Linked DNA regions of Mus musculus: all the other regions are linked to region 1. The links are chromatin loops, found by intact Hi-C in ENCODE. Cell type or tissue: left cerebral cortex. All regions are shown on one strand. Each heading gives the region's core, and the rest is flanking DNA. Links, peaks and the distances in the headings are about the cores only. Region 1 holds the start of Hs3st4 (heparan sulfate (glucosamine) 3-O-sulfotransferase 4). Region 2 holds the start of Gm30560 (a long non-coding RNA gene). Region 3 has its middle 74 kb from the start of 3100003L05Rik.

Evidence for each region. Hi-C counts contacts between places; a loop is a spot of excess contacts. Peaks named below come from ENCODE experiments on the same cell type or tissue, not always from the same donor. Only the 100,000 strongest peaks of a DNase experiment are listed, where the experiment ranks them.
Region 2: a loop joins it to region 1, with 4 times the contacts of the local background. A loop is called at or near these places in 3 of 42 quality-filtered maps.
Region 3: a loop joins it to region 1, with 2.5 times the contacts of the local background. A loop is called at or near these places in 2 of 42 quality-filtered maps.

Annotation. Positions count from the first base shown.
Region 1 is chr7:123,975,961-123,986,545 of GRCm38, reverse strand. It overlaps Hs3st4 (heparan sulfate (glucosamine) 3-O-sulfotransferase 4), which reads right to left and starts at 3,718. Exons shown (of 2, transcript NM_001252072.2): 1 at 2,653-3,718. The coding sequence starts at 3,365. Gm26974 (a long non-coding RNA gene) reads left to right here and starts at 3,092. Exons shown (of 4, transcript XR_003946874.1): 1 at 3,092-3,221; 2 at 7,025-7,092; 3 at 7,673-7,784. In left cerebral cortex, for the core only: no CTCF peak of the experiment used is centred there; DNase peaks (open chromatin) are centred at 3,160, 3,840, 4,260, 4,839 and 2 more places; H3K4me3 peaks cover 3,082 bases; H3K27ac peaks cover 1,209 bases.
Region 2 is chr7:125,389,120-125,399,704 of GRCm38, reverse strand. Gm30560 (a long non-coding RNA gene) reads right to left here and starts at 1,724. Exons shown (of 3, transcript XR_001778357.1): 1 at 1,522-1,724. In left cerebral cortex, for the core only: CTCF peaks have their summits at 5,627 and 5,826 (motif pointing right); DNase peaks (open chromatin) are centred at 5,560, 5,855, 6,219 and 6,867; H3K4me3 peaks cover 947 bases; H3K27ac peaks cover 1,011 bases.
Region 3 is chr7:124,777,336-124,787,920 of GRCm38, reverse strand. No RefSeq gene overlaps it. Among named protein-coding and RNA genes, the nearest start is that of 3100003L05Rik, 74 kb to the right of the region's middle. In left cerebral cortex, for the core only: CTCF peaks have their summits at 2,726 and 4,900 (motif pointing right); a DNase peak (open chromatin) is centred at 4,898.

The sequences.
Region 1 (10,585 bases), core at 1,479-9,478:
GATTTGTTAGCTAGGAGGGAAGCCCAAGCCAGTCACATTGACAGCAGCTCCAGTTTTGTCCCAGCTCTTCTTGCTCAAAGCACAAAATCCAGGACCACTTGCAGAACCAGTGGACAACTGGGAGTATTTCAAACGATAAATAAGTGAAGGGTAAATGGTTAAATACATAATGAAAATTTAAAACCTTTAATTAACCTGTGCTTCTTCAATGAAGCCACCAGATTGTAGACAGCAGACATGGCACGGGCAAGTTAAGATGCCATCATTTAGGGTCTAGAGTTGCTCTGGGAACCAAGACAAAGAGTTTCTACAACTGGTTTGAATCAAAGCCACTACTCAGATTTCTACATCAGGATCTATCTATCATCCCTTCTTCCTACATGGGAGAGAGGCTCAGGGCAGGCATGAAAAGACAAGACTAATGAAGTCTCACAAATGTCTTCAAAGCACAGCTGTGAGGCTGGGAAGCTCACCAGTGATTCCCCAGGAGCTTCCAGGAGTCTTTCCATCAGCCATGTTTCAGTGGCTAATGGAGCCTGTGTTGTTAGATGGTCACACACTTCCATGAGGCTTGCTCTTAAAGAGAGTCTCTGCCTTACTTCCAATCAGCATCACTCAGTCTTGCATCTCTATATGGCAAGAGAATAAGGGCCAGGGGTTGAGGACCAAGAGATACCAAATGGTTCTCATACCTGGGCCCAAGCTGACCTTGCCCTAGGCATACCATTTGTGTTTAGCAGCTCTACTAAGGGCTAACAAATACCAAGCCACACATGCCACAAATGTTGGCTGGGATCAGGAGGCTGGAATTATCTCTACACCGCACACCTTCGGTAGCCATGACCGTGAGGTAGCTTATGTATCTCATCTTGGCATCACTGTAAAAGAACCTAAGAAATCTATCATCTCTTTCCTTTCATTTAGAAAACTCTCCTGGCCCCAAGATAGGGACTTCCTCGTTCAAGCATTCCCGTGAACTTTATTGGTCATCCAAATAAATCACTTCTTTCTGTAGCCCCACTGCAGCAAAGCCACCCAAAACACATGCTGCAAGATTTGATCTTTATTCCTCTCTTAAAGGGCATCTGACACTTCCCACAAGATGCGCAGCTTTAAAATTAGAACCAGGAGGGGGGATGCCTGCTTCCCCTCCGATGGCTAAAGCTACCCCACAGAAAAAATCAGGACATTCCTGTAGCTCACCAGCAAACAGCTGAACCCTTCCCAGACATCTTCCCCTGTCTTTATTTTGCTGTTGTTGCATTAATCATCCTAACACCTTTTTAATTATAATCACAAACTGGAAGCCATGGCTTGTGATGTTATAAATAAGGATTTTTTTCCAGTTAAATTAGGCACTTGCTGTTTTATGTTTTGATAGGAAGGGACTGTTTGAAGCCTCCTAAAATATCCCAATTAGTTCTTGCTGTTGAAACAGACAAGACATTAACAGACACACTCCCTGTCTCAGTGTGATGTGCTGGAATGTTTATGGCTCGGTGTACTTCTCTGCAGCTTTTAAGGCACAAGACAATTTTTTTCAAAAGTGGGAGAAAACAGTCACAACACACATGCTTATTACGTATTCCCAAAATAATGGCCCAAACTTTTCCCAGGCTGTAATCTAAACCCAGGAAGCATGTCTCTTCCACAGGAAAGCAACCCTGTCACAGGACATTTTACCTATTGGCTCTGTGGAACTGATAGCATCGCTTCAGCGGACAAGGGCTCTGTTTCTGTTTGACAGTTGCAATTAATTATTGAAATGTGATCGAGATGGGGCCACCCGTCCAGATCTGTTATCCAGAAAGATATGAAGAGGGAGGAAAGAGGAGGGACAAGAGAGAAAGGGGCTTGCATTCTGAGCATGTGCACGCACCAATGTTGTTTTAATGTCGGGGCTGGCAAGAAAGACAGATAATCGCTATCTGACCTGCACTTAACTTTCTCCTGCTCCTTTCCTCCCTCGCAGTTCCAACACCTGATGGTGTCCTGTCAGAAAGAGGTATATAACTCCCAGCAGAAGTAACTCCAGTCTGTCTCCAAGGATGCTCAAATTAGAAGGATCTCTGCACAGGGCACAGACATACTTATAGCACCAACTGGTATCTAGACACCTAGGCTCCTGATACTAAATCAACCCAGTGTTCATTCAGCCAAGAGGAACATAAAGTTACAGAGGTAGGAAATAGCCAAAGCGCCTACACCGTCTTTTTTTTTTTTTTTTAACTGTTCATTTTGCTCTGACCTTAAAACACTGAAGTTGGATTCCAGCCACACAAACGCTTTTGAGGGCGCTTTAGATTGATTCCTGGGGATCTCAAAGCTCGTCGTCAATTTAGCTCTCCTGTCTCATTCCTCCGCTTGTTCTCAACTAGAAGCCCAGCGCCCTGTATTGGCCTGGATTGGGAAACACCCCACAGACAGGCGGGAGAGCTGGGGATTCCCAGATTTGAAGCCTGGTAGTTCTCCAAGGCACCTGCTCCTCCCCTTTCCCAGAAATAAAGTGATCTTTTAGCTGGAGTCCTGTTCTCTCATCTGTACCGGGACTCTGCGCAAACAGGCCAGGGCTCCCACTGCCCTCCCCTGGATGCTCTGGCTATGGGCTCTCGGGACCCCTTATGCGTCTGGCACTCCGCAGCAGCCTCCTACCTGTACCATTCCAGCCCCTTCTCGTAGTTCCTGTCGAAGAAGTGCGGCTCTACGCCCACTGCCCTTACGTCCGGGTGGACTCGGATAGCCTCCAGCAGCGCGCGTGTCCCTCCTTTCTTGACCCCGATGATCAGTGCCTGGGGCAGCTTCTTCTCCCCATAATCAGGGGTGCTGGCGGGGCCCCGTTCCGCACTCCCGTTGGCCGCCCTCCGGCCTTCCAGCTCCTCGGCTGCGCCTGGCTCCTGCGCCCCGCGCCCCAACAGCGCGTCCTGCTCTGTGACCGCGTCTCCGGGGGCAGGCGGGCTCCTGGGCCAGGCGTCCCGAGCACCGCCGCCGCTCGCCAGTCCCCAGCCGTCGGCCGCAGGAGTCGTGAAGCGCTCGGGGGGCTCGGGCGGTGGCCCGCGGCTCGCGTTGTCCGGCGGCGGCGAGGAGGCGCCGGGGCGCACGCGGGGAGGCGGCAGCGAGGGAGACAGCAGGCTCGGCGGGGGCTCCGCGGCGGATCCCGGGGGCTCCTGCAGCGCCAGCGGGAACTGCAGCGAACCCGAGCCGCCCAGCAGGCTGTAGCACAGGTAGGTGACGGACAGGGACAGGGTGCACATGAAGAGCAGCTTGCGCGCCGGCGGCCCCTTAGTGGAGGCGCCGGGCAGCAGCGGCGGCGCGGCGAGCGGCGGCGGCGGCGGCGGAGGCGGAGGCGGTGCGGGCCACCGGGCCATCGCGGCTCCCGGCTCGCGGCGGCGGCGGCCCCCGGCGCTGCCCGGACATGGTTTCAGCCGCCGCCCCCGCCGCCGCCGCCGCCGCCGCCCAGCCGCCCCGGCTGCATGGAGCGACGCCGCTGCGCCCCCGGCCCTGGCTGCCGTCCCGCTGCGCCGGGGACAAGCCCGGACGCATGGCCCCCTCCCCTCGCGAGCCCCCGCCGCCCCCCTCAACCTCAGGCCAGGAGCCCGAGGGGGGCGCCTAGTCGCGGCGGCACCTGCTCCGTGCGCAGCGCCCCGCTCTCCCCGCGCTGCCGCGGCTACCGCTCCCGCAGCCCCGAGTTCCTTCCCTGCTGCTAACTTTCTGCCGGGAGAGAGGACCGGCGCCGAGGGGCGGAGGCGAGGGGGCCGGGCGCGCGCCCGCCGCCGCCCGGGGAAGGAGGGGTGCGCCTCGCGCGTGCCTGCGGAGGGGGTGCGCGAGAGCGGAGGCGTGCGCCAAGGCTGGGGCGCCCGGGAGAGCGGAGATCCCGGCCCCCGCCAGCCGCCGCCAAGCGCGCGCGGAGGACCTCGCCCCGCCCTAGCGCTGCGCTCCCACGGGAGTCGGAGGTGTCCGCGCTCGCCAGCGTTCGCTCCAGACTCTTGGAGGGAATTGTAACCCAGAGCTGGCCTGGACCGTCCTGCGCTGGAGAAGCTGAGATCCTAGCAGTGACAAGTTCCCCCAGGTCTCCTCCGATGGGACTCTGAGAAAACTCAGCCCATTTCTGACTGTCTCTTCCCTAGCTTTCTCCTGCCTTGCTTTCTGATGCAGTTCTTTCCCCACCCCAACTTCCACCTCCCCAGCCTTATCTTTGAGGCTCCTGATGGGTGGAGCTTTGACACAGACCCCAAGGTTTCCCAGACTAGAAGCTTTTGCCCCTGCCTTTTCACCCAGAGACTGTACTTTCTGCTGGGAGATGGCGCTGTCCCCTACCGGGTCCCTTTAACCACAGGTGCACCCACCTGTGCCCTGTGGGAGGCACTGCGGGCTAAGGGAGCTTGGGGTTCCCTGAGCTGACACAGACTGGGGTCCTCATCCCTCCAAACACCAAATAAGCAGAGGGATGTCTGCGTGTCACTTCACTGAATATTTTAGGTGCCTGTGCTTAGCAGAGAGATTTCCATCCCTCCTCTCACTCGGTGGTATTAAAGGCTTTGCGAGATTCTAAAGTGGACTGGTTTGTTGTAGCCTTTAGCGCAGGAGAAGGGGAAGATGGAACCTAGAACTGGGGGAGCGTCCATCTAGGGAGGCTCTCAGGAGCCCTTCTTCGTGAGTACTGGCACTGGCTCTAATGTGCTCTACCCTGCTAGGCACAGTTAGCTGGTTACCCAGACTATCAGCTTTCTCCCTCTTCTGCTGCAGAGGCTGGCTTCTCCTGTTCTATTTGATCTCATAATGGGAACAATAGTTGAAAGAAAATGTATATAATGTCTAAATATTAACAAGATACCTAGTGCCAAAGAGAGGAAAAATGTTAATCAAATATGACGAAGACCGGGGACTTTTCCCTGGGTGAACAAAAGCTCGCTGCTGCTCTCAGCTGGACATGAGTCTTCCACACCGCAGCTTCGGTTCAGATAAAGATTATTCCTTTATAATACATTTTTTATGGTACACAGGAGACTCTGAAATACGGAGTCTGGTGTCCTGTAAATCACCCCCTGTAACTAGCGATGCTTTTCTTCAACCACCACACAACTCCATTACTGTAATGTTAATGGGAAGGACCAGCTGAAGCTGACAGAAATGCCACTTCATCCAGCCCTCCTTCAACTCCAAGTGCAGCTGTCAGATAGGAAGTTCGGTGTCTGCTAATGTTGCCACTGCCTCGGGTTGGACTTCTTTTGCTAGCTAGGGCACTAGGATGCTGAAGCCAGAGCCTTGCTGCTCTTGACCCCCAGTTCTCAGACTCTCTCGGTTCTCGGCAGTCAAAACAGACCTGCCCTGTATGCAGTTCTCACTAAAGATGTGTTCTCAGACTTGGGAAACAAATTTTTTTCATAAAATGGTGTTAAAATGTAGCCCAGAAAGGGCAAGCTGATAGTAGATATCTGGCAGGCAGCAGGAAGAAGGGAAAATGTTTAAATCGACTCCAAATGGTTGAAAACTGCAGACTTTCCCTGGAGGATCAGTCTACTTACTGATTCTGAATACCCAACTCTCTTAGTTGGAGTTTCCACTGCTGTGAAGACACACCATAACCAAGGCAACTCTTACAAAGGACAACATTTAATTGGGGCTGGCTTATAGGTTCAGAGGGTCAGTCTATTATCATAAATGTGGGAGCACGGCAGCGTCCAGGCATACATAGGGCTAGAGGAGCAGAAAGTTCTACATTTTGATCCAAAGGCAGACAGAAGACTGGCTCCCACGTGGCTAGGGGGAAGGTCTTAAGGCCTACCCCCACTGAGACACACTCCCTCCAACAAGGCCACACCTACTCCAACAAGGAGACACCTCCTAATAGTACCACTCCCTGAGCCAAGCACATACAAACCACAACTAAGCCTGAAAACTCAGATCTAGAACTCAGGCCTTCCAGAAGAGCCTACAGGCTCTGTGTTTTCCCCTGTCCATCTGGGTTGTGCCTGCACATTTATGACTCTTATCTGAGAAATCTTGTCAGGAAGATTTCTCAGGATCCCTTTTCTTTCTGATACCTAAAAGAATGACATCAAAACAAACAAACAAACAATGAATGACATCTTATTGGTCAAACACCATGTCCAAGAAGTGATGGGGAAGAGGCATGCATTCTCTCTCTCTCTCTCTCTCTCTCTCTCTCTCTCTCTCTCTCTCTCTCTCTCTCTCTGTGTGTGTGTGTGTGTGTGTGTGTGTGTGTGTGTGTGTGTGTTCTGTTTCTTAGAGAGAAACTCTGTGCAATCTATACTGAGGTAGTTGCATGCTTCTCTATATAAAAGGGGTCCCTGAGAACATGTCCTTAAGAAACTTAGAATAAAAAGATGCTATGTAGAGAGAATGCCAACTCCAAGCTGCAATGCCCACTGGGTCTGGAGAGGAGAAGTAGGATTGTGTTTTGTTTCCACTGCCAACATCCGTGCTCACTCAGGCCTATCTGAGTTTTCACAGCTTTCTCCCAACGCATCTCCAGGCCTCCCAACACCTCATTTCTATTCATCCTAGGCAGCAATAGCAAGTGGATCAATGCCCCTGAGGAATGCTTCTCGCCTCTGTTAATGCCCTTTTTGGATCTTTCCCTAACTAATAAACTTCAACCTCTTTCCTTTGGAAGTCTCACCTTTCATGCACCCCACAGCCCTGCCTGATAAGTGTGGTCTCAATTTCTATGATGATACTGTATTATGCTTTTGCATCTTCAGGTGACAGAATCAAGACACACCTTACTAGTAACCTTAGTTACTAGTTAATAGCTTCCGAGCAGATTTTTTTTTTGCATACTTTCTATGTAGTTAAATAAAGAATGATAAGAGTCACCTGAATTTTTTTTTAAGGATTGAATTGAATTAGCTAACATATGCAAAAGATACCTGGCTGTGTGCCTGATGTGTGGTGGCCAGCAATAATTAGTTGGATCTAAATTTTGGCTCAGAACCTGCCTGCTTCTTTTCCTATTAAAATGTTGTCCCTGAAAAATGTATGCATGCCCTTGCTTCTATCCCAGTCCACAGAGTTCACTGAAGTGTAACTTCCTAAACTGCTGAGAACATGACAGCTGTGACTCAAAGCCTGGTGAGTAGACACTATCTCTGAGTCACTTGAACTGTGGTTTTCTGGACATTTTAAAAAGAAAAATACCAGAAGGATTTGGGGGAGGGGTAGTTGTTTAATTGAAGAGATTTTTTTTTTAAGTAAGCAGCAATAGTCAGGAGAATGTCTAATAGTCATTATTCTCCAGACACTGTCCACCCTCCTTGTGGGAACATGGAAGGGATGTGATTTTCTGGATTCCTTCCAGAACATGTGGCCATGGAATGTTCTAGCTACTGAAACACAGCCTGATCAGAAGGAAGGACATCCCTTCTAGGTAGAAGCTCAGAGACACAGTCCTATAGGCAACTGTGGAAGAAGCAGATGGAGCTCCTTCAGAAGAATACAGACCCAGTGACATGCATACAACCAAGGCATAATCCTGCATGAGTCTTAACATGAAAGACGTAGGGCTTGCTTGTTATAGCAGCACAACCCAGACTGTCTGACTGATTACAGTCCACATACTCATTTTGATTTGACTTTCATTGGCTCTAGCTCAGGAGGACTCTAGCTTGTCATACCTAGAGAAACCTGCTCATATGTGCTTATTGCCACACAGCCAAGACACAGAGCCAGCCTATATGTCCCGCAGCAGATGAAGAGATAAAGAAATCTGATGAATGAAACCACGACATTTTTCAGAAATATTGATGGAGCAGCAGGTCATCATGGTGAGTAAAATAAGCCAGAAAGATGGTATCACACCTTTCTCATCACAACCTATAGTGTGTTTGTGCAACTGCATGTGTGTGTCTCTGCACATGACATGGAAGGGGTAGGGTGTGCCAAGGACCAGTCTCAGATTGGAGAGGGCTTTGAAGAGAAGGGGTGCCTGGGAGTTGCAAAAACAATTGACTGGAAGTCAAACCGTGGGTCCCAGAGCTGGAAGTCAAACCATGGATCCCAGCTGGCGGTCTATATGCTACAGCTTTCCAGACTGGCATTTACTCTACTCAGTTCTGCTTTCTCTGGAGATCTCCAGACACAGAAACTAACTCTCTCTCTCTCTCTCTCTCTCTCTCTCTCTTCTCTCTCTCTCCCTCTCTCTCCCTCCCTCTCTCCCTCTCTCTCCCTCCCTCCCCCCTCCCTCTTCTCTCTCTCCCTCTCTCTCCCTCCCTCTCTCCCTCTCTCTCTCCCTCCCCCCTCTCCCTCTCTCTGTCTCTCTCTCTGCTCTACTCGAGAAAACTCTCCAAAGTGTTTTTTGCAATTCTAAAAAATTCTCTGGATAGCTCATCTCTTGCATACCATAAGCCAAGTCTCTTATTTTACATATCAACCCAGTCATTTACTCCAGGTTCTGTTTTGGTTATTCTATGACACAGCATCCCATGACCCAGCCCCTTGATTCTTTCTGACAAGCGGGCTCATACTGCAGCTGCTTTTGTTCTTTTTGATTCATGAAGCCATTCACACAATTCATATTGCTTCTTTATATTCTGCAGAGTTGAGAAATTATATATTTTTGACCTCATGTTTTTAGAGTTCTTTCCCACAGCCTTAAGGGCTGTCCTGAAGGTCCCAATATTTAGCATTTTGTGTGACATTAGACACACCTTCATCTCCCAGACAGTGCTATCTCTGATTATCTCAGAGTCATTGACACTGACAGGAAGGGTATTTCTTGAAGGAGGAACATAAAAATATGTACAGCATTACACAAACAAGCCTTATGCCCACAGCAGTCTTGGACCCTGTTGGCCCTGTTCCATGGGTGGGAACCATGTCCTTCCACACCTACCAAGGCCATGCTGAACCGGGCAGGGGTGTTGTCAGAAAGAGCAAAGGAATTACCAGGAAGGGCAGTTGGAGCACAAAAGAGAGTAAAACAAACTAAATATGGACAAAGGACAGATATACGTATATGAAATTTAATAGTGGATCTCATTGTTTTACACACTAAATACACACTAATAAATACAATAATAGAAATAAATAAAATAAGATAAGAATAGAACCAACAAACAAATATCAAATAAATATATGTAATAGAATAAAAGGAATAAAATTTTTAAAATTGACAAAATCCTAAGGAGCTTCATTCTTCAAATATTAGAATTCTGTTGTACAAATTTGGTTTTAAGTTTCCAAGCAATATAGAAGAACACTTTCCTCAAACACAGCACATAATGAAGATGCACATCTGGAAAATTCTGAAGGGAAACTGGATAGACTTTCCAGCCAAACTAAAATGATGAAGGCAGGACATAAGACACTGTTAGGCAAGAAGCAGAAGATCAATAACATTATATTGATGACCAGGGACAGTAGGACCCAACTCTGGAAAAGAACTGAGAAATCAGGAGCTGCTTTGAGCTAAAAGTCTCATGTGGCAAAATCTGGGGAAGAGAATTAACCAATGCTTATCAGAAAGATAATTGGCTCAATAGCACATCTCGAAACAGAATAAACATGGAGATCAAGTCATGGGCTTGAGAATGCTAGGGCCAAAGTGTGTTGGTTAGGGTTTCCATCATTGTGAGATACACACCCCTGACAAGAGCAACTTGGGGAGGAGGGGTTTATTTCATCTTACAGCTTGTAGTCCATCCATCAAGGGAAGTCAGTCGAAGCAGGAACTCAAACAGGGCTGGAACCTGGAGACAGGAGTTGATGTAGAGGCCATGGAGAAATGTCACATACTGGCTTGTCCTCATGGCTTGCCCAGCCTGCTTTCTAACAGCACTCAGGACCACCAGCCCAGGGGTGGGGCCATCAATAGACTGGGCTCTACCCCATCAATCATTAATCAAGAAAATGTGCCACGGGCTTGTCCACAAACCAATCTGATGGGGATATTTTCTCAATTGAGGGTGCCTCTTCCAAAATGACTCCAGCTCATGTCAAGTCCACATAAAAACTAGCCAGCACAGGAAGTCAGGAAGTCATATCTGTATCCCCTAAGGATATAAATATTCCTGTACTTTTTTCTACATGCAAATGAGAACACTCCTGTGTGTTTATTTACGATTTACTTATGACTATGAAGTGCACCATAGTCCTCTCCTTCCCTTGTCCTGGGGGTGGGGTGGGGGTGGGGTGGGGTGGGGAGACTGGGTCTTTAAAAGAGAGTTATTGTTAAATGAGGACAAATAGGCAGGCTGCTAACACCATAAGACTGTGGTTCTCTAGTGGTTCTATAAGAAGAAAAAGATAACTCCCTTTCTATTTCTCCCTCCTTCCCTCCTCCTTCTTTCCCCCTTCCTCTATTCTCCTTCCGTTCCCTTCCCTCTCCCAACACACGTTTTTCATGTGAAAGAACTACAGGAAAGTGGCTGTCTACAGGCTAGCAGAGTCTTCACTCACTGCTGCTCTGGTTTCAGACTTCTAATCTGCCCAGCTGTCTGCCAAGCATCACACAGTGGGTTTTGCGAGGCATGCTAGACTAACTGAGACATTTATCTTTCATGCCTTGTATGCTTTATGCCTTTAATTTGTTTATTCTCTATTTACTTCTTTGGAGATAGTCCCACTC
Region 2 (10,585 bases), core at 884-8,883, 1.4 Mb before region 1:
TCTGTCTCTGTCTCTCTCTCTGTCTCTGTCTGTCTCTCTCTCTGTCTGTCTGTGTGTGTAGGCAAGAGGACAGCTTGCAGGAGTCAGCGTTCTTGTTCCATAATATTGGTCACAGGGATCGAACTCAGGTCATGCAGCTTGATGGCAAGTGCCTTTATCCACTGAGCCATCTTGCCTGCCCTGAGTCCTTACTCTTGTGTGGGATCTAGATGAAGACTTAGGTGGAAGTGGGTGAGGGAGGGTGACACGAGGGGGTGGAATGTTGGTCCTAAGATGAGTGGGTCTGGAGCTCTCGGACAGCATGGTTGGACTGGGTGCATTCAGCTGACTGGTAATCATTATACAATAGGTAGGTGTATTGAGTCAAGACAGTGTACTTGGACTACATCATCTCTCTGTCAGTTGAAACAATGTTCCTAGACTTTAATTGTTCACACTGCCTTCACACAGTTCATCTTGCATACTTAGGCACCATCTCCACCATTGTTAAGACTCTTTTCAAAACAGGTGATGCAATGCAAATGTGTGGCAAATGTGTGGTAGCATGCACTTCAGTCCCAGCACTCTGGAGGGCTACAGATCCAGTTCCATCCAGCCCAGGCTACACAGTGAGACTGAGTCCTACCTGTCCCCAAAACAAATCAGCAATAACAACAGCCCCCAACAATAGCAACAACAACAAAGAAAGCTTGACTCTGCCTTCCTACTGCCTTTCCTCCTAGTAGGAGGGAATCAAGAAAATGGATGTGGGCGGAGGAGGTGGCTCTGTAAAGCAGCTGCCTTGCTGGCACGAGTTTGTTCCTCTGACTCCACATAAAATCCAGAGACAGGCGGCTGTCTGAGGCGCCCAGCCAGTGTCCTTGTGAGCTCCAGACCAGTGAGAGTCCCTGTGTGAAAGGAAGTGGGTGGTGTTCCTGAGGTTTTCATCCAAGGCTGTCACCGCCACACACACATGAACCCATATAGACCACACGCATGTGTATCCACACAGACACCCACACATGTACCCACACAGACACCCACACATGTACCCACACAGACCGCACATGTACACACACAGACCACACAATATGTACCCACACAGACCACACTCACACATACTCCCCATGTACCCACACAGACCACACACACATGTACACACACACATGTACCCCCACAGACCACACACACATGTACACACACAGATACCCACACATGTATCCACACAGATACAAACACACACAGACACACACAGACACACACACAGACAGACACACACACACACGTACACACACAAACACACACACGTACACATGCACGTACAGACACACATAAAAAAGAAGAAAACCCAGTAAGACACATTCTGTCCTGAAAGCTGGAGTCTGAGGCAGCTCTGGCATGGATCCAGATCAGTGATGTTAGCGTGAGAGAAACGCTAAGGCCTGTGACCGCTAAGCAGATACTTTCTCATCCTTGCAAGGCCTTGGAGACAAGTGATCTGTGAACAGTTTGCTCATTTTGCAATTAATATTTTTCACTTACCTACCTATGTTCACTGCAAACTATCTGCAAATACCATCTGAAATCATCCTGCGCTCCATTATGAGCCGGGCCTGTGGTAGGAAAACATCGGTGCTTTCCAAATGGCCAGGCACGTCTCCATCCCTCCCAGCTTCTCGGTGACTGTGGGACTAGGTCCTGACCATGGCTGTGAGTAGGTGGGGCATGTGGCACTTAACTGCTGGCGCACCTGATCCTCTTGTGTGAAGGTCACATAATCCAGATAGCAGCCCACAGTGACGTCCTAATTTGTCACAAGTGAGAAATAGGCTGACTGTGTCAGGGTGCAGCGGTTCATTTGTTACAGCAGCAGAGCTCAGGGGACTCTGACTGTTATGTTGGGCCACTGTGGGAAACAGAGGCTCCCTAACTTATGGTGGCCAGGTTTACCATCTTTTGACTTCATCATGGTGCCAAAGTGATTCTTTGCTCAATAGAAACCATGACGTCTGATTTGGGATTGTGATCTTTGTCCACATTGGAGAGGTGTGGTGGGATGCTCTTACATGCCTGGCATCTGCAGTGAACCAGGACTGGTGGCTGAGCTCAGGATCCTCACTGGTACTCTTTGCACACTGAACCATGCATTCTCACACCCTTTAAGACTAGAAAATGCCTGTGTGTGTGTGTGTGTGTGTGTGTGTGTGTGTGTATGTGTGTATGACCACACAGCATTTTTTTTTCTAGAGCAGACTTTTTTTTTTTTTTTTTTTTTTTTTTTTGGTGTTTAATGGTTTTGCCCTATTGGAAGCTAACCTAAGCTTTGGGCACATTTCCGGGAATTGAGGTTGGAGTTTGGCAGGCGAGGGGCACTGGGGCAGTTATGACTTAGATATTTTCAACCTTGGATGGTTTGTTTACTGGGGCATCACCCATTGTAAGCCAAAGAGCATGGGGGCTGTCTTCAAAGACTTGACCTCCACCGGGGCCTTATGTTTCCTCCTCCTCTTCTCTCTTTCTCCACCCCACTCCTTTCCTTCTCCCCCCTCTTCTCTCCTCCTTTCCCTTTTCTCTTCCTCCTCCTCCCCTCTCTCCCCATTCTTTTTCATTTTGCTTCCCCTCCTTCTCCCTCCCTCTTTCCAGCCTCCTCTGACCAACTCTCTTCTTCCTGCAAGTGCATGTTCAGGTAAGAAAGCCCCAGACTGACTCCCTCACTCACATGGGGTCTTGATTGCCAGCTCTTAGCCTATTAAGGTTAAAAGGGGTCACTCCTTTATCTAATAGAGCCACCTCCCCAGGTAGGAGTCACCTCTTCACACTTGACACCCTCTGGCTGGAGGGAGGAGGAACTCACTTCCTCCCAAGGTGGTCCTTTCCCTCACTGGGTGGGTCCAGGTAGGAAGGGCTTTTTTGTTGTTGTTGTTGTTATTTTTGTTGTTTGTTTGTTTGATTTTCTTTTGGAGGCATGCTGGGGTTAAACCTAGGACCTTGGGTGCACCTGGCAGGTGCTCTGCAACTCAGTCAGCCCCTGGGGCTTCCTTTCTGATCCCGGCTCACCCCTGTTCACTTTTATCCTCTCTTTTCCAGCATCCTGCAGAATTATTCTCTCTTGTCTGGTAATACCTGGCAGAGGCTCAACACCCCTTGAGACGTCTCTTTAGTGGTTCATTCGTGTTGCAAGCATAGCATACCCTATGGAAGGGCTTGGCAGGGTGATGATCCTTAGTCCATAGTTGAGTTGTGTAGAGACTATAAGTCACTTCACTCATTCACGTTATCATTCATTTACCCTATGTCCGTTCTTTGAGTGGTGGGAAAAGGCTCAGTCAATTGAGGGTTCCTGTTACTCTTTGAGTTGCTTCTAACTTCTGTGGGAGCCTTTGGAACCCCCCAGTATGAGTGGCAGCTGGAGGAGGTCCCTACAGCTCTCTTCAGAGGGACTCTGTTGCTATTGGCACAGCTCAGCGGACAGGAAGACGGGGGAGAATATCCCTGTCCACTCTGCTGGCACTGCCTATTGGTCAAAATCTTCCACACATTAGAGAGCAGAAGGCAAAGGTGTGTGTGTGTGTGTGTGTGTGCGTGCCTTTATGTGTGTGCATGTATCCACACCCTTATGTGCACATGAATGCCTGAAGAGTAGACTACAGAACAAAAGCTGTCCAGGTCAGGGGTACATGGTGTCATCACAGTGTATGTGCCACTCCCAGTCTAGAGCTGCTGAAGGTGGAAGGTTAATGACCTACAAGCCTCAGGTGGACCGAGGGGTCCCGAAGGAAAGCTGACTTGTCTGATAACACCTGTGAAAGCATCTAATAAGGAGATCCACAGGCCAAACCCTCTACCATGTCCTGACTGCTGGGGAACTGACCCCAGATGGACTCTTCCAGCCCTAACCTTCCCCATTTTCCATACTATAAGACCTCAATACCCGCCCCCCCAACATCATGTGAGCACAGTCTCACCTCTATGGAGAGGCTGCAGACCTCCAGATGTTTTGGCTAAAGAGCAATTGTTTCTGGAGATGCCTGTCTGCGATCTTTTATTTCTGTGTTGCCTCCATTGGTCCCTAACAGAAGAGGCGAGTGATCTGAGCTGACATTTTCTTTGCCTCCCTGGCTACTATCTAGGGAATGTGTGTTGTTGATGCTGGAAGCTGGATTTGGAGGCTTGGTCCCCAGCCTGTGAGTGGTGCTGGAAATTTTAGAAGGTGGCCCAGTGACATGAAGTAAGTCATGGGGGTGTGGCCTCTAAATAGATATTGGAGCTCCCAGTCCTTCAGCCTCTGTCTTTTGCTTCCTGGATGTTCTCTTTTGTCACATGTTCCCACCACAATGTGCCAGCAAGCCGGTGACCATGGACTGAAATCCCTGAAACTGTGTGCCACAAAACCCTTTCCTCCTAAAATCTTGGTGCCCCACGGAGCTGTTCACCTTGGTTTTAGAGCCTGGAAATACAGGTTTATCAAGAGCATCTACCTCAAAAGCTTACTGCAGAGATCAGTGGTGAGGATGTAAACAAAGTCAAGCGCTGAGCACTGAGAGAGCTGTACAGTCACTATGATCTCCCGTCTAGAGCCAGGGTCAAGTTCAAACGCCTTGAGGGATGGTCCTCATTCTCTCCTAGCTTCCTTGTCTAAGACTCCAGGTATGAAGAAGGGCCAGGGATGGGGCGGGGGAGCTGGGGCATAGTTGTAAACTTCTGAGTTCGAGGCGGCTTCCAATAAGAGCTTTTACATCGGTGTCCCTAGGCCAGGCCATCTCTTAGTACATAATCTTGTCACATGCAAATGTGCAGCCACACTGTGCATTTGCTGGCTGATCTGTTTATCACAGGTTGTTACTAGTTAGTGTTTGCCACGGTCTGGTCTCCTGGCTCTCTAGCACAGCCTGGCACGGAGGAGACACTCTCTGAACACTCTGCTGAACGGATGAAGAAGCTGGGGACTCCATGCCAGTGGCAGGCTGTGCCCCTTGATGTGGAGGAGCACAGAGGGAGACGACAGGTGGGAGGGACTGTGATGTCATCAGCCTCACCCACAGCCAGGGTCATCCCGGGGTACTCACTGGCAGGGTCACTTTGGAGAGAGCCTCCAGACACTTCCCACATGCTTTGTCCATGAGGCAGAGCCGAAGCCTGAAGTTCTACAAGGTCCAGCAGCTTAATACCCACTTGTTAGCTGGGTGCCTTTAATTCCTGAGGGTCTCTGGTTCCTCCTTGTGACACGGAGACACATAGTACTAACGTCAAAGATTCTGGCCATGAAATAAGCTCACCTATGCAAACAGCCTGGGAGGGGAAAGTGCTCAGTCTGGTATTGCTGTGTCCTGAGGCCAGGCTGCCCTTGAACTTGTGGCTCTATTTCTGCTTCTGCTTTCTGAATGCTGGGTTTGCAAGCGAGTATGAGCACTGTCATTCCCAGTGATTCTCTGGCACCACCAGGCCTAGGCTTCCTGGCTGCCTGAGACTTCTTCCCCGCAGCCTCCACATTGGACTAACCTGGCTCCATCTGGCCGCTGGGCTGCAGCAAAGAGCTTCCCTTGATGCTTCCACCAGGACTTAAAAAAAAAAAAAAAGGAAACCCTTTCTTGGATTGCTGCCCGCGGCAGACACAGTTTAAATTAACTCAAACCATTTTCTCTCCCCCCCACCTTTACTGATCCGTTTTCACGGAAGGGAATAGGAAGCCTTTTCAGAAAAGAGCGTTAGGAAGCGCTTATCTTTCTGCTCTCCAGAGGATGCCAGGGCAGGAGGTCCTAAGGTTTGTAGCGAGAGCAAGGAAGTGGCTTTTAAGGAGGAGTTTTCGGGAACTCGGTGCAGCGCACATCCCTAGGGAAGAGTGCAAGGTCCCGCCACACCGCCGCTGCAGTGCCACATATGACCGCTAGGGGGCACCCAGGCCTTATGACTGCTAGAGCCTGAGCGGCGTCCACGAGTTGAGACTGCGCGCGTGCTCAGGTTTGCGAGCCTGCGACCAGAGCCCGCGCTTGCAGCGGCGTCCTAAGTCCCTAGCAGGTCTAGCGCGGAGCCTCGCGCTCCTCTCCCTCCCTCCCACCCCATCTGTGACTCATTTATTCGGCTTTTCTCCCTTTGTTTCATCGAACCTATGTGCAGCTCCCCTCCCTTTCTCTTTCCCTTCCTTCTCCCCTCCCTCCCTCCCTCCCTCCCGTCCTCTCCCGATTTCATTCCTCCATTCCCTCTGCACATCTCTTCACAGTGTCTTCCACCTACCCATGCACCCTTCCGCTCGCTCTCGCGCTCCCGCCTTTTCTGCCCTCCTACTCTCCTCTCTTTCTGGATTTGGCCTGAATAACTTCAGATTTCCTGCCAGTCGACTTCGGGTAGTGGGCAGCTTTTCTGCGCCTTAGACCAACCTTCGCGGCTCCGTGAGGCTGTGTGGTGAGGGTCCGCAGTGTACAGGGGACAGTGCATGGCTCCCTGGATCCGGACTCCAGCTGTGCCTAAGCTCTCCAGAAAGCTTTAAAACATTGCTGAGCTCTGGGCTAGGTTGTTGGATAGTAGATAAAGTACCTGTTGACCAAGTGGGAGTCCCTGGCGTCCCCCCCCCCCCCCAGCACCACAAACACAGTTTTAAGTTTTGGGAGTCCTGCGCTCTCTGCCCCCCCCCCCTTTCCCCCTAAGGCACAGCTTGTAACATAGAGTTATAGTTGGAGGCTGAAAATGATTTTGAGTGTTGACAAAGGGTGTGAGGGGAACCCATTTGCTTGGGATTCGGATTCAGTGCTGCGCTCTTTCCACCCTGTTCCAGGAATTTGCAGGTTTAGCTCCAGTCTCATCTCCTCCACCCCCAGGCCAGCACCAAGCAGCAAGGCTGTGCTCTGGAAGGCCTGCCTGTCCTGGCCACATTCCATTAGCAAACAGCATTTCCTCTGTTCCCCAAGCTTATCTGTGGGTCCTCTATGGTGCTGGGGGTTCCCAGTGGGCAGAGCTGGGGTAGGACACCGGAGGCCTGGCCTGAATCTTTGCCCTCTCTTTCCTGCTAGTTTTGCCACGAGGACTTCTTTGGCTCAGAGCCACCCACATAGTTGCCAGGGGAGAAACTTCCAGAGCCGGGCCCAACAGCTGTCTTGGAGGCCTTGCTGGCCAAGACTGATTCCTGGGTGTGGCTGCTCCTCTCTTGGGAGGAAAGTAAGTAGTTTTGGGGTCCAGAGTCATCTAATGAGTATTAGAAAAGCAGATAGGGGTGGGGTGGGGGCTACGACTATTTGGCCTAAGAGGTGATGGGGGTGGGGCGGATGAGGGAGAAGTTGCCAGTCCTTTCCAGGTGGGAAGGTGCAGGTGTGAGTCCCAGCCAGAGTTTTCAAGCTGTGCTCCTGTGACAGAAACATTTCAGAGTGGTCCCCGGTATCCTTTGCATGGTGGGACAGGTCCAGTATAGTCTTTTCTACCAGAACCAAGCAAGCAAGGCTTGGGAAGGCTTAACGAATTCCATGAGGTCACTGTTCTAGATGGTACTATTGGCATATTTTATTCTTTTCCTCTTCCTGAGTAAATCTCACTTTCCAGCCGTTTGCAGTTAGCTAAGACTGTTTATTTTGTTCCGGCAAAGGGAAGTGGAGGTGAGAGTAAACCTTTTCAGTCCAAAACAGGAAACTTCCTCTGTGTTCTCCTAGGCTCCCCCCCACACCCCCGAAACTGTTGTTTGAGCCTGGAGGACATCCCTCTGTCATGTTGCCCAGCCTGCAGTAGATGTGCGTGCAGACAGATGATTCTGGGTACTGTTTGTTATTGCAGCAGATCCCAGCCCACCCTGACTGCTACATCACATAGCTAGGGAGAGATATGGCTGGAACTGGAGTTTAACCCTTTCTGACCCTGGGTTCTTCTCTTTTTGCCTCAAATGTAGACTGGGGGAAGGTGTGCAGGTCAATTGACTTAACGGAGTATAGTTTTTCTCTCCACGTTTTCACACTTTGGAATTAATTTTTCTCATTACAATCAATGACATCCCATAGTCTTTGCTGGTACTGCTGGGAGTGTGACACAATTGTCTATCAGATTTTTAAGAATGTCAGCATTGTGGGCTGGGGAGATGGCTCAAGGGTAAAGTGCTTGTCTTGGAAGCTCAAGCACCTCAGTTTGATTCCCTGACTCATGTTAAAGAGCCAGACTGAGGGGTTTGTGCTTCTGATCTCAGCATCGGCTAAGCGGAGACAGGTCAGCCACTGGAAACTCACTGGCTAAGCAGCTGAGCCTAACCATTGAGCCCTAGGTCCGGTTGAGAGATCCTGTCTCAGAAAACAAAGTGGAGGAGATGTCTCAGCGCTGAGCACCTGCTGCTCTACCAGAGGACCTGGGTTTGGTTCTTAGCTCTCACACAGTGATTCACAACCTTCTGTCCTTCTTGGGCACTGCATGCATGTGGCGTGCAGACATGCATGCGGGCAAAACACTCATTAATATAAAGAAGCAAATAGAATTAAAAAACAAACCCAACCAAAACAGCAAGGCAGGCAGCTCCTGAGGAACAACAGCCGAGACTGCGCCTGCATCAGAACCTGATGGGCGTCAATGCCGGAAACCTCTTACAGAAAGCTCTGTCACCAAGCTCCTCTTGTTTCCCTAGAAGAGACTGGCCAATGAACACGCAAAAAAATATTAGTGACTCCAAGCTAAAAGCGACTTGCAGTGTCAGGCTCTGGTGTGAAGATGTGTGGAGATATTCTGGCCAGTTAGTTTTGTGGGTATTTTCCACTTTCTATATGCATAATCTATGATCATAAACCTATGGCTCACTAAGTTTAAGGAAGTTCTTTTGATACATACAAAATAAAAGGCTGGAGTGCTAACAAAGTCTGGTATTGTGGTTTAATTGGCAACATTTTTTCTTTCTTAGTGGTTCATAAAGATGACCTTTGGATCGATAATGTATTGGAGATTTGTTCAGATATGTTCCTGTAGACTTAGGAGGTAGGGCTGACATCTTTTGCTCACTGGGGTGTCCCAGACCCTACAGCCTTCTAGGGGAGGAGCCTGCTGATAGGAGGGGCCTGTTGATGGGAGGGGCCTGTTGATGGGAGGGGCCTGTTGATGGGAGGGGCCTGCTGAGGGGAGAAGTAGGTCCCACCTGGGAGGCTCTTGTCTCACTGCTCCCCCAAACCCCCTTCCCCTGAGCACCTGGCTTTGATATTCTCTACAAACTCCTTCTAAGAGCTCCTGGTTTGCTGCTGCTCAGTGGGGCTGGTAGAAATGGGGACAAATGCAGGCTCTACAGAGGGAAAGAGGAAACCTCAAAATGTAATAAAGAAAATCCCCATGGCCCCTTCCAGGAAAATCAAGTGAAATTTCTGGAATAAAGATTAAGGTGGCTGCTATCATTGACTGTCCTTCTCCCTTGGTGACAGCAGTCTGGATGGATGTGGCACCTTTGCTTGCAGGGCCAAGTTTTGGTGACATAGAAAGGGAAGGAAATACTGTCTTAGTCCTTCCTCATCCTAACCAAGTCCACGCACCGCCCCCTACCCTGCCATTTTGGAAATAGAAACCAAGGCTCCAACCTACCCAGTGAGGAAGGCTTCAAGTGAGCCCCACTCCTCAGCTCTCCCCTGAGCCCTGACTACACCAGTCAGGGCAGATGTGTTATGCTGCAATAATAAACAAGCTACCGCCTCACTCCCTGGGGCTTTTCCACAGTTCCTTTAAAATCTGCCATGTTAGGCTCAGCTCTCTCTCTCTCTCAGACCCTGGGGGACACAGCCAGCATGTTGCCTGCAAAAAAACAACAACAACAAAAAAAACCCAAAAAAACCAAAACATGATTCACTGCTGCTCAATGACATCATGCTGGGGTGGGGAGGAGAAGCATATCTAACATAAAAGAGAATGAAGACTCATTGCATACTCTGAAGAAAGGCTAGAATATTCCCGAATGACCCCATGATCTGACCACCTTCTCACTACAACCCACACCCCCATTTTTAGACTTTTTTATTTTTGTTTCTAGACCCCATTTGTTGCTTGTGATCACTACCATGCCAGCTCTTCCCACAGAGTCAGTCTCATTGCCTGTCATGGGGCTGTGCTTGTAAGACCATAATTCCTGGTGTTTGCTCTGAAGGTGTAGACACTGTATCTGTTTCCCTGTGGCCTGGACCACGGGCTGTGACACTGTATGCTTCCCTGGGAACTTGCTTGTTGGGCTGGGCTATAGCTGGGGTCCAGAAGGACTTGTGCTGAAGATTTGGTTTCTGGCACCTGGTGCCCTTGGGAGGTGGTAGAATTAAGAGGCAGGACGTGGGGAGAGGGAGTTGGGCCATTGGAGGTGTGGCCTGAAGGGATCCAGGCTCCTTCCTCTTCTCTCTTTAGATTCCCAGCCATGAGATGAATGGCTTTCCTCAGACATGTGCTCTGCCATACTGCTTACCACAGGCACAAAGACATATAGTTAGTTAATCATTGGTTGACATCTCTAAATCCTGGAGCCAAAAGAATCCTTTCCTCTTTGTAAATTCATTATGTCTGGTATTTTGTTACAGTAACCCAAAGCTTTGTAGCATCAATTACCTCGTACAACTGAGGAAACACTCAGAGCAGCTGAGCTACTTGTCCACGGACACAGAGCTGTTAAGTGGCAGAAGTAGATTTT
Region 3 (10,585 bases), core at 787-8,786, 800 kb before region 1:
GAAGAAGTATTTGGGATTTACAAGACCTATTGAGGTGAGGGCAGTGCCAGAAGCACAGGCAAGTAGTTCTCAGAAATGTGCAGGACAGGCACAAGCACGTGAAGGTGGAGATGTTTCAGTTCCCAGGCCAGAGCCCCCTTTATCTTGGGATTTCCTTTACTCTCCCTAGAGATCCTGGTCAAAGCAGAGGGTTAAAAAACATGATGCTGGAAGTGTTTCCCAGCTCTGCCACTTCAGGGACAGACTCTATTCTGTGTTCATGATTTTTCTTTGCTGGAGAAACTTTGAGGAGCCCTTGGAGGTCAGCTTACCTCCTAGAATACCCATGCTTCTCTGTCTCCTTCTCCCAGGCAGCTGCCTGCTAACCCAAAATAGAAATGCTAAAGTATGGACCAGACTAATGGAGCCTGGAGCCTGATTCTGGCAGCTAAAGAAAAGTGGAAGACTCCAGAAGTTCACATGGCAGACAGACTCTGGCTCTGTGATGGGAAGACGGTAGCTCTCTGTGGCATCCAATGCCTGACACACAGCTTTTGTGCTGCCAACTCAGGCTTCTGGGAAACATGAGAGAAAGAAGGGAACAGTCCTGTAGAACAGATAGTCCATATAGAAAGTTTCCATGGAATGTCTTTATTTTCTTCGGAACAAGGCAGGGTGCAGTCATTTTCTGATAACACATCACATAGTACCTGCCATCCGTACATCATGAATAATCCCACTTGATCAGTTATCTTCTAAGAAGAGCACTGTCATGACCTCCCCAACCGCGGCACACTTATACACACACACCACACACACACACACACACACACACACACACACATTTCCAATGATGTGGTAAATGATTATACTGTGATCAGCTGACCTTGTCCTTGGTTTGAAAGCTGGTAGGTGGAACAGCATGACTTAAGTGGTTTTCCTAATGAGCATGGGATATGGTGAAATAAAAGATTTTGCTTTCAGGATCTCCCTAGCTGCATAACTCTGCAGAAGTCTTGCTTTCCTCATCTGTAAATGAAGCCAAAATAATAAGGTTGATTACCAAGTAAGACGGCACAGGTACATATCTATTATACAATCTAATTCTCTGCAGAGGCGGGACAGCCAAGAAGACATAGACTCTTAGCTCATAAGCAAATTATTTAAGCTCCATGAACCCAAGACTTGAAATTGGAGGTGGAAAATTTTTTACTAGATCATTTTATCTGTTAAATAACCAGTAATAATTGCTAGTTATTAAAAAAAATGTTGTGAGTATTGACTGAAAAGCCACCTGAAAACATTAAGCATGTCACATTCACAGATGCCAGGAAGGCTGCCTGCTGCTCTTCCCTCTTTGACAGCCTATTACCAGCCACATCTTCATTCACTGGGTCCAAACCATATGAGGCCCTGATCCAAACTCCCTTCTGTCAGATCCAGACCAGAAACAGATTAGAGTGAGCAGATTAGGGAAGGGACCCTCCTCGTGAGCACCAGTTGGGCATTAGCACAGTTAAAATCTAAAGTGAGAACTTCTGGTTTCTTTGGAAAGTCAGTCGTGTTGGATGATGATTTGCTGGGGCAAACACATGAAGGAGTGTTTTCCTGAAGCAGACACAGGTAAAAAGATGATTTGCTAAAACAACAACAAAAAAACCCACACGCATAAAAGGATGCGCAATAAAGGATTCTTCACTAACAATACACATGTATATTGGCTTGCCTCCCATCGTGTAGCTGAGCTCTGTTTGTTGTGACTCCATAGAGAGAAAGGCACTGAAACCCTTCTAATGGTGGTCTGGTGGCTTCTTGGTGCCGTAGACTCAGGCCAATTGGCAAAGTGACGGCAGCTAATAAAGACGCACATGAGGTTTTGCTAAGACAGACTCACATGCTGAGGCAAGACCCATGGAGGACACATGATGTTTGGCGGGAGTATAAATAGAACTCAACAGACAATGACAGGGGATTGCATAGCTCGCTTTACAATGCTTCTTGGTCTGGAGTTTTCCCTGATCTTCACTTTGTTAAGAGAGGCATGTCGACGAACTTCTGACCTAATCGCTCCTGCTGACTCATGCCAATTTAGCTGAGGCCTGGCTGTTTCTGCTAGGTAATGCCACTACTACTGATTCGTGTTTACTATCCCAACACCACTAAACTGGACTGCCGATATATTCATAAAGTCTTTGTGAATGGATCAAGCTGCTGTTGCTAAGTGCTGTGATCTGAACTGCGGACAACGCAGGTGGGAGTTGCTCCAAAGACCCATTTCTAAACAGATCTACTTCCCTGTATCCTAATAACGTTTACTTTCTACTTCTGTTGGGGAATGGGCTAAAAGAGAGGTTAAAACATTTATAGAAAATGTTATAAAAATTGGGGTTTAAAAAGTTTAAACTACAAAAATCTGTTTAATTTTTTCTTGGTGTTCTTAGTGTTCCTTCAGTGCATACTACAAGGATTACTGCTTCCTTTTAGCAAATAAGCAAAGCTGTTAGGGGTGGGGAAGTTGGCTCTCCTCCTCACTCCAAGCGAAGGAACTCTCAGTTCCATGATCAGCTGAAGCACTCCCTGCCAGCAGCAGCCATTGCGGTCACTTTGTGGATAATATAAGATTAAACAAAGATTGTGGCTTAACACCCTGGCTCCTGAAGACAGTTTTCAGCAGCCTCTTCTCCATTAGAAGAAGCCTCTAAGAAATCTAGATGGTTCTAGAATTATTTCTACTTTGGCCACAGGGGGCGCACTATCCCCATTAAAGGGGTTGCTGAGATTGGGGCTGGAAAACTAGGCTGGGACTAGTCCCTAGTATAAATGTCAGACACCATGACTGAAGCTAAAAGGTTAAGATGTGGTTGGTCTGTTAGTTAGTTCTTGTTGTTGTTGTTTTGTCAATTTGACACAAACTTCTCATCTGAGAAGAAGGAATTTCAAGTTAGGAAATGTCTCTGTCAAATTGGCCTGTACATAGTTCTGTAGGACATTTTTCTGATTAATGGTTGATGTGGGAGGGTCTATTCAACTGAATAGAGTGCCACTGCTGGGCAGGTGACTCTGGGTTATATCAAAAACTAGGCTGAGCAAGTCTTAGGGAGCAAGCCAGTAAGCAGCACTCCATGGCCTCTGCTTCAGTTCCTGCCTCTGGGTTCCTGCCTTGAGTTCCTGCCCCAACCTCTCTTCGTGATGGACCATACATTTTAAGTCTTAGTAAATTCTTTCTTATGCAAGCTGCTTTTTTGCCGTGTTTATCACAGCAAGAGAAAACAAAGTAAGACAGTAGTCCAAACAAATGGCTATGATTGATCAAAACAAATGGCTGTGGTTAGTCAAGATACCCCTCCTCCTTGTCATAGAATCAGGATTCTTAGGCGTACTGTCCTAGTTTCATCTCTGTCTCTGTGATAAGGTATCCCAACAAAAATCAACTAAGAGGAGAGGGTGGTTTATTTCAGTGTGCAATTGCAAATCACAGTCCGTCACTGTGGGGAAGTCAAAGCAGGAACTTCAAGCAGGTAGTCACATCACATCCATAGTCATGAGCAGAGAAAATGAACGTGTGCATGCTTACTTGTCTGCCTCCTATGTTCATCACTTTTTCCCCACAGTTGCACAGTTTGACAACCCCCATTGGTAGGGAATTATGCCACCCACAATGGGCTGGACATTTCCTCATCGATTTAAGACAGTCCACCATAGACATGGCTGCAGATCAACCCAATCTAGATAATGTTTCATTGATACTATTTTGCTGGGTCATTCTGGGTTGTGTCAAGTTGACAATTAAAAGTAGTTGTTATGTTCACTCAGATTTTCAGCTAGAAGACTCTTCCTCTGTTGCTAGAACATTAAGCCCAATAAAAATATCTTCAGGAGTAGTTGTTTCTTGCCTGCTTTTCAGGAGTGCAATCAGAGACAATAGAGAGACAATAGAGACAATAGAGAGAGGTTAGGCCAGCAGTGAGAAGCTGGTTAACTGGCTGAAGCAAACAGCTGGATTACTACTCAGTGGTTACCAGGAGAGGAAGAAGGGATGAGAAGTAGAGAAAGAAATGACTACAGGAGGGTAGAGGCCTATAGGGACCCAGAGAATAAACCTGTAGGTTCTGGCCACCGGAAGAGAACCAGAGAGCTGTAAGGTATTGAGGCCAAGAGGTTTAGTCCCAGGCTGAGAGCTGTAGTACTGGCCATTGCCAAGGACTAGGGCTCTGGTACCCATGGTCTGCGTGAGGAATGTAACTTGTATATGACTAAGGGCCTGCTTCCCGAGGACTGCTTAGGTACTTTGGCAATAGGGAGTGCTGCCAGTTGCTGCTTACTTCTGTCTACAGGTGCTGTAACTCTGAGGGAAAGGAAGGCACCAGAGAGCCATTTGAATGGTTTCCCCTCAGCTACCCACGATTTCTATCTAGGTAGAGCCCAAGAAACCCAGGCAACTGACTTGTGATGAGGTGACAAGAATGCTTTGAAAGTACCCAGAGAGGTGCTGATAGGTTCAGACTAGGAAAAGGGCAAACATAAACGAAATGAGGTCATTGCTAAAGTGGGGACCTCAAGAGATGCTCGGTATGGTTAAGAGCCCCTCGTTACTCATTCAGAGGACCTGAGCTTGGTTCCCAGCGTATACGTGGAGGCCCACAATCACATCTAACTCCAGTTCTTGAGGATATGTCACCCTCTTCTGGCCTCCCTGGGCATGAGACATGCACATGGTACACATACAAACATATGGAGGCAAACACTTCTACAGATAAAATAAATTATTGTTTCGGAGTTAGGAGTTGCTTACAACAAGGAAAAGTTGAGTTGAAAGACCTGAGACAGTGTGTCTCGTTTTTGTCACTCTGAGATCATGTATTAAGGAGTTCTGGCCAAGGCCATTGTGATGGCCTGCAGAGGTGGGATGCGATTTCATTACATACCAGCAGGTGTCGATATTGTCTATCTTGATAAGCACACCCATGCCATGATGATGGATCTTAAAAAAAAAAAAAAAGATTTTAATTGCACACTCTTGCACTCTTGTAAGTCAATACATCTTCATACTCTCCCACTAAGACTGTTACATATGAGAATAGACAGTGTTCTAGGTTTCTCATGAGTGCTTAAAACCTGGTTATTACATTAGTGATTTAGGAACAAAACATCTCTGAATTCTAAGCCTTGGCTGTGGAGAGTGAGCTTTACAGCATCTATCCAAGAGAAAAGAGGAGAGAGCAGGAGGAGAGGGTGGGAGAAGGACAACACAAAGAAACTTCACAGCAGCCAATTGATTTATCAGAACCTTAAGCCATGGCTGGAGCATCTGGGTTCAAACATTAAAGCCCGACTGTAAGCCCAGCTCTGTGAGCAGCCTGTTTGCTGTAGCATATACACAGTAAAAGTAAAATTGGGGAGTATGAAATAATCCATGGTACCCACCAAACAAATGGTCTAGTGCGCAATTCAATCTTAGTAAATATGAGCTATTACACTTATAAACAAACAGACTAGTTTTGCAAGTAGAATGCTCAGAAGAACCTAGTCACCAGAAATGTTTGTTTTGCTTTTCTGCTCACTTTGGTGCTCTTGAGCATTGTGGAGACGGTGCCAACTACTTAGGAAGTAATTGTTTAATGAAGGAAAAATAATGGGTCAAAGTAACCTTTGGGAAATGCTAATATAAACATGAAGAGATGATACCACGCAGTAACACTTGTCACCCCCTTCAGGATGCAGGAACATGTGTTGCTCAGAACGCCTCTGCAGGACAAGGAGCCATACTTTTTTCATGTCTCTCATAGAATGTGAACAGAAGGAAATGTGTAACTTATCACTGGGGCCTTCAAAATAAGCTATGGAGAAAGAGGATAACAGGTGTAAGCCAAACACTGCCTCTCCCAGCAGACTTTGAGAATGCTAAAGCCAGCAAGAAAACACCGAAGTCACAGTGGGGCTGGCAATATAGATCCATGGGTGAGAGCACATGCCACAGATGGATGAAGACCTGATTTCAAATCCATAGCACTCATGTAACAAAGAGGGGTGCGTGTGTATTTGTCTGTACTGGGGACAGAGTCGGGGGATTCCTAGGGCTTGCTGGCTGCCAGCCTAGACCTCATCCCACCTTAATACAATAGAATGATGAAGTGCTAAAAGAGACCCTAAGCTCTCTGACCTCTGAGTACATGGATGTATAACACGTGTGCGCACGCACATACACACACTTCACATATGCACAATGCCAAACATATGCATACATGTGCACACATACCATACACACATATACATCACAAACACACACACAAACACACACTGTAACATGCTAGCACTCAGACACACACACATCACACATACACACATGCAGGCACACACATAATGAATATATACACCACACACATGCACACACATGCATGCATGCAAGCATGCACATGCATGCATACACATACATCTTTTAATGAGGTTTTTGACATATTCTTTGTAGTGTCTTTTATAAATAAACATTCCTTTGAATTCTTTGAGATGTTCAAACAAATTAATCAAGGCCAAAGAATGGGCTGTTGCGATTCTAGTTTATAGCTAGGCAAAAGGACAGGTTAAAGAACATGGGGTTTGCCACAGATGTCTGAAATGTAGGTGGGGACAGTTTGGGAAGTAATTTCTGATGCCATTTCCAGGTGGATAGTGTCTGCTGTGATCACATTAGTGGATCTTCACCTGGTGTCCATCAAACACAAGTGATCAGTTACTCACTGGGGAGAAAATTCTTATACATATGGTGTCAGTGATCTAGGTTGATTGTAGTGTGAAAGTACTTGGGAAAAGCAGCAATTTGTCCTGACAGACACATGGCGATGACGATAATAGTAAGAGTTCATTGGTGTAAATACTGACAGGAAAATGCAAAAGGTTGTCAGATTAGATTCGGTGAGCAGGGCTCAAACACATCCTGCCTGTGAGAAATGAGGTATCAATGTAGAGGCTGACACAATTAAAAAGGAAAACACCGTGTAAAGTCTTATTATCAAAGAGAGCTGGCATGGTTATATTAATGTGAAAATATTGCCAATGATCTGGAAGTCCATTTGCTAATCATCAGAGAATCAATTCTTAAAAAGGACACGGACCAGCCAGACTTAAAGCAGAAGCAAGAAAAACTGCAATCGCAATTGGATGAACAGAGAGTATAGCCTGAGAATTCAGTACTTTTCTCTTGATGATTGACAGAGTACGTAGAAGGAATTAGCCACACTATGGGTTCGAGAGCACTACCATCAAACTCTACCGAATTCAAATTTATAATACACTCCACCAAACAATAGAAACACGTACAATTTTTTTTTCAGGGGGAACATACAGCATTTACCACGATAGATCATTTTGAGGGCAAGGAAACTCTTTTAGCCAGGTGTGGAAACTGATTCTAGCAGTTGGAATCTGAGTCAGGGGAACCCTGAGGTGAAGCCAACTTGGGATGCATTGTAGGACTCTATCTAAAAAATGGATAAGTAAATAAATCTTTCAAAATTTAAAAGAATTCAAATATAAAGACCCACAACGTACTAGACTCTCCAAAAGCTGGAAGAAAGGATGTTGAAAGATTTCTTCATCAAGAGCAATAAATGGGTGTGCAGTCATCCACACATAGATTATCCATGCCCCAGCGAGTGAGTTTGTAAAGCATGGAGTCTGGTTAGTGGGACCCAGAGTCATAAGGGTATGAGGTCACCCACTGGGGCCTCACATTTCCATGCATCTGAACAGCACTAACAGGGTTCAATGTATTATAAAATGGAGAATTAAGGGCATGAATATAATCAGGATATATTGTACACATGTATGAAATGTAAACGGAATAGCTACATAGGAAATTGAAAAAAGATAACTATTTGGTGCCGTGGTTTGTTTGCTTTTGGTTGTTGCTTTTAACTCAACAGGAGCTAAGGTCATCTGGAAGGAGGAGCCTCAGTGTTTCCATCAGATTGATCTGTGGACAAGCGTATGGGCATTTTCTTAATTAATATTGATGTGGGAGGGCACACTATACTGGGATGTATAAAAAAAAAAAAACTCACTAAGAAAGCCCAGGGAGTAAGCCAATGAGGAGCATTCCTCTGTGGTTTCTGCTTCACTTCCTGCCTTTAGCTCCTGCCCTGACTTCCCTCCGTGAAGGACTATGTCCTGTAAACCCTTTCCTCTCCCAAGTTGTGTCTGATCATGGTGCTGGCATGGTGGGTGATATTATCCAGGTGGGAATGCTGTACGGTGTTTGTACATTATGCCCTATCCACAGGTCCAGTTTTGTGATTTGCTATACATTTATTTAAAAAAACAATCCTAACTCACTCTTAGCAAGTGGCATACATCTTCAATTAAAATAATTAATATGCAAACAAGCAAATGAACAAACAAATGAACAACTAAATAAGTTCTCTACCCATAGTGGGGTCTGCTCTAGAAATGTGGGGCTTAAAGCTCTCCCTCCTACAGTAGGTGGAAGTCCAACAGAACTTTTAAACAGCCCATGTATTGAGGAAGAAGCCAAGTGGTAAGTTATAGAGTATTTTGAAGTGGATAAAAATATTCAAATGTCATAAATGTTTGAGCTTACCACTGAGTCAGAGTTTAGGAAATATTTTACATTTTATGTTATTCCTGTTGGTATTAGAATGACAGTGTCTTCTGAGATCCCACCAGAGCCTCCCACTAAATGGACCACAACAGTATGTTAGACCTTGTCCAGCCTGCTTCTCTGAAGGTTTACAAATTGGATTCCTTAAACAAAGTAGTTCCAAGGACTTCAGAAGCATATGGTCAAGTCTAGTCAGTCGGAGCAATGAATTTACTCTGGGTTCAAGTTTCTATGTCAGTTACCGTTATATTCCTGTGTAAATACCTGCAGAATCTTGTTTATGGTTTCATTATATAGTGGAGAGGGTGTGATAGGATATGCATCCATTACTGTAGAAAGGCTGTGGCAGATCATGGTAGCTCACACTATGCCATTTAGGACGCGAATGAAAGTTATCAGAATAAAAACCAAGTATAATCTTCAGAGTCACATTTCCTGTGACCTCCTTCCTCTAGTAAAGTTTTGCCCCTTAAAGCTTCTACCGAATCCCAAAACAGAGTCACCAGATGGTGATCACGTATCTAACACAAACTTCCTTGGGGGAAGCATTGACCTTCAAGGCAAAACCCCACGAAGATAGTCATAAACACTTTGACTAAACTGTTAACAAGTCAGATCTAAATCCATTGTATGTAATGAGGTTGGCATGCGCTGATTGTGGAGTATCCTGGCACTGAGGCCAGGATTTTGAGTTTTATTGAATTTTCCACACTTTGGTCTTCCTTCTTCTTGAGTTTCATGTGTTTTGCAAATTGTATTTTGTGTATTCTAAGTTTGGACTCCTCAACTGCAGTTCATAATATTAACTAAATAGAAGAAGGGAAAATATGACAACTTCACAAATGTAGACGTAAGGTTTAATGAAGTCCCTAATTTCTAATGAAAACCTCTTTTTGGACTGGAGGTGCAAATAGAAGGAACTGAAGTTGATCCTCAGCTCTCCTGTAAAAGGGAGGCCCAGTGGCCTGTCTGTGCAGTCACAGCATTGATGAGCCAAAGATAGGAATCACCAAGTGAGATGAACTGGCTGAGTTTCAGGCCAGTGAGAGATTCTGTCTCCCAACTGTGCTGCATGTCTGAGATACAACATCCAAAGCCGTCCCTGGTTTGTACAACCCCATTCACCACAGGCTCATGTGTTCCCACCCCAACCACTGTCCCCCAATCCTGTCACCACCAACCCCAGCCTGCCAACTTAACTAAAAGATCTAAAACCTAACAAAAATGGAAGTTTCTCAACATTTTTGAAAGCTGTTTTGTTTGTTTTGTTTTGCTCCCCAGCTTTGGATCTGGGTCCCTGGCAGGAAGCTCTAAGTTCTTGGCCAGGAGCTTTCTCTCCCTTCTGAAATGCTGTTTATCTGCGCAGAAGCCTCTGTTTACAGAGGCCAGTGGTGGTGGACTGTAAATTATGGGCTGATTTTCAAGCATGAAGGTGATAAATGAACAGATTTTCCCCCAGATTGCAGAGCAAACAGCCACAGAGCAAACTAATGTAAAGATATAATCGTGATTAATCTCTTGATTAAAATAATTAATCTTGGTTAATTCTGCATTTAATCATTTCTTTTTATCAATGTCTAACATGCAGCTTTATAGAAATATTCATTTAGACTAATGGATATTTCATTCCTCCAATTAGTCTGTTTATTCTGAGCTCCTAAATGCCTTAAATTCTAGCTCTTCCATTTTTTGGGAAACCTCAATCGTATTATCTGGGCAGACTGTTCCTTTCATTCCCAAGAAGTCCCTGCCATGTTTGGTTGAGGGATAGAGAGAGTTAAAATTTCTCTTAGGGGCTGAAGGAGACTACCTGGGTGTCTCTTATTAAACATTTGCTTAAGTATTCCAAGTTTTACTTTTATCTGCTAACTGCTTATCATGCTTAAATCTACAGGATGTGTTTTATCGTAATTCACATGCATTCTTTTACATCTAACATCTGGCAAGTCCTCTAAGACATGGCCAGAGCTTTCCCATGTCACTGAGAAGAAG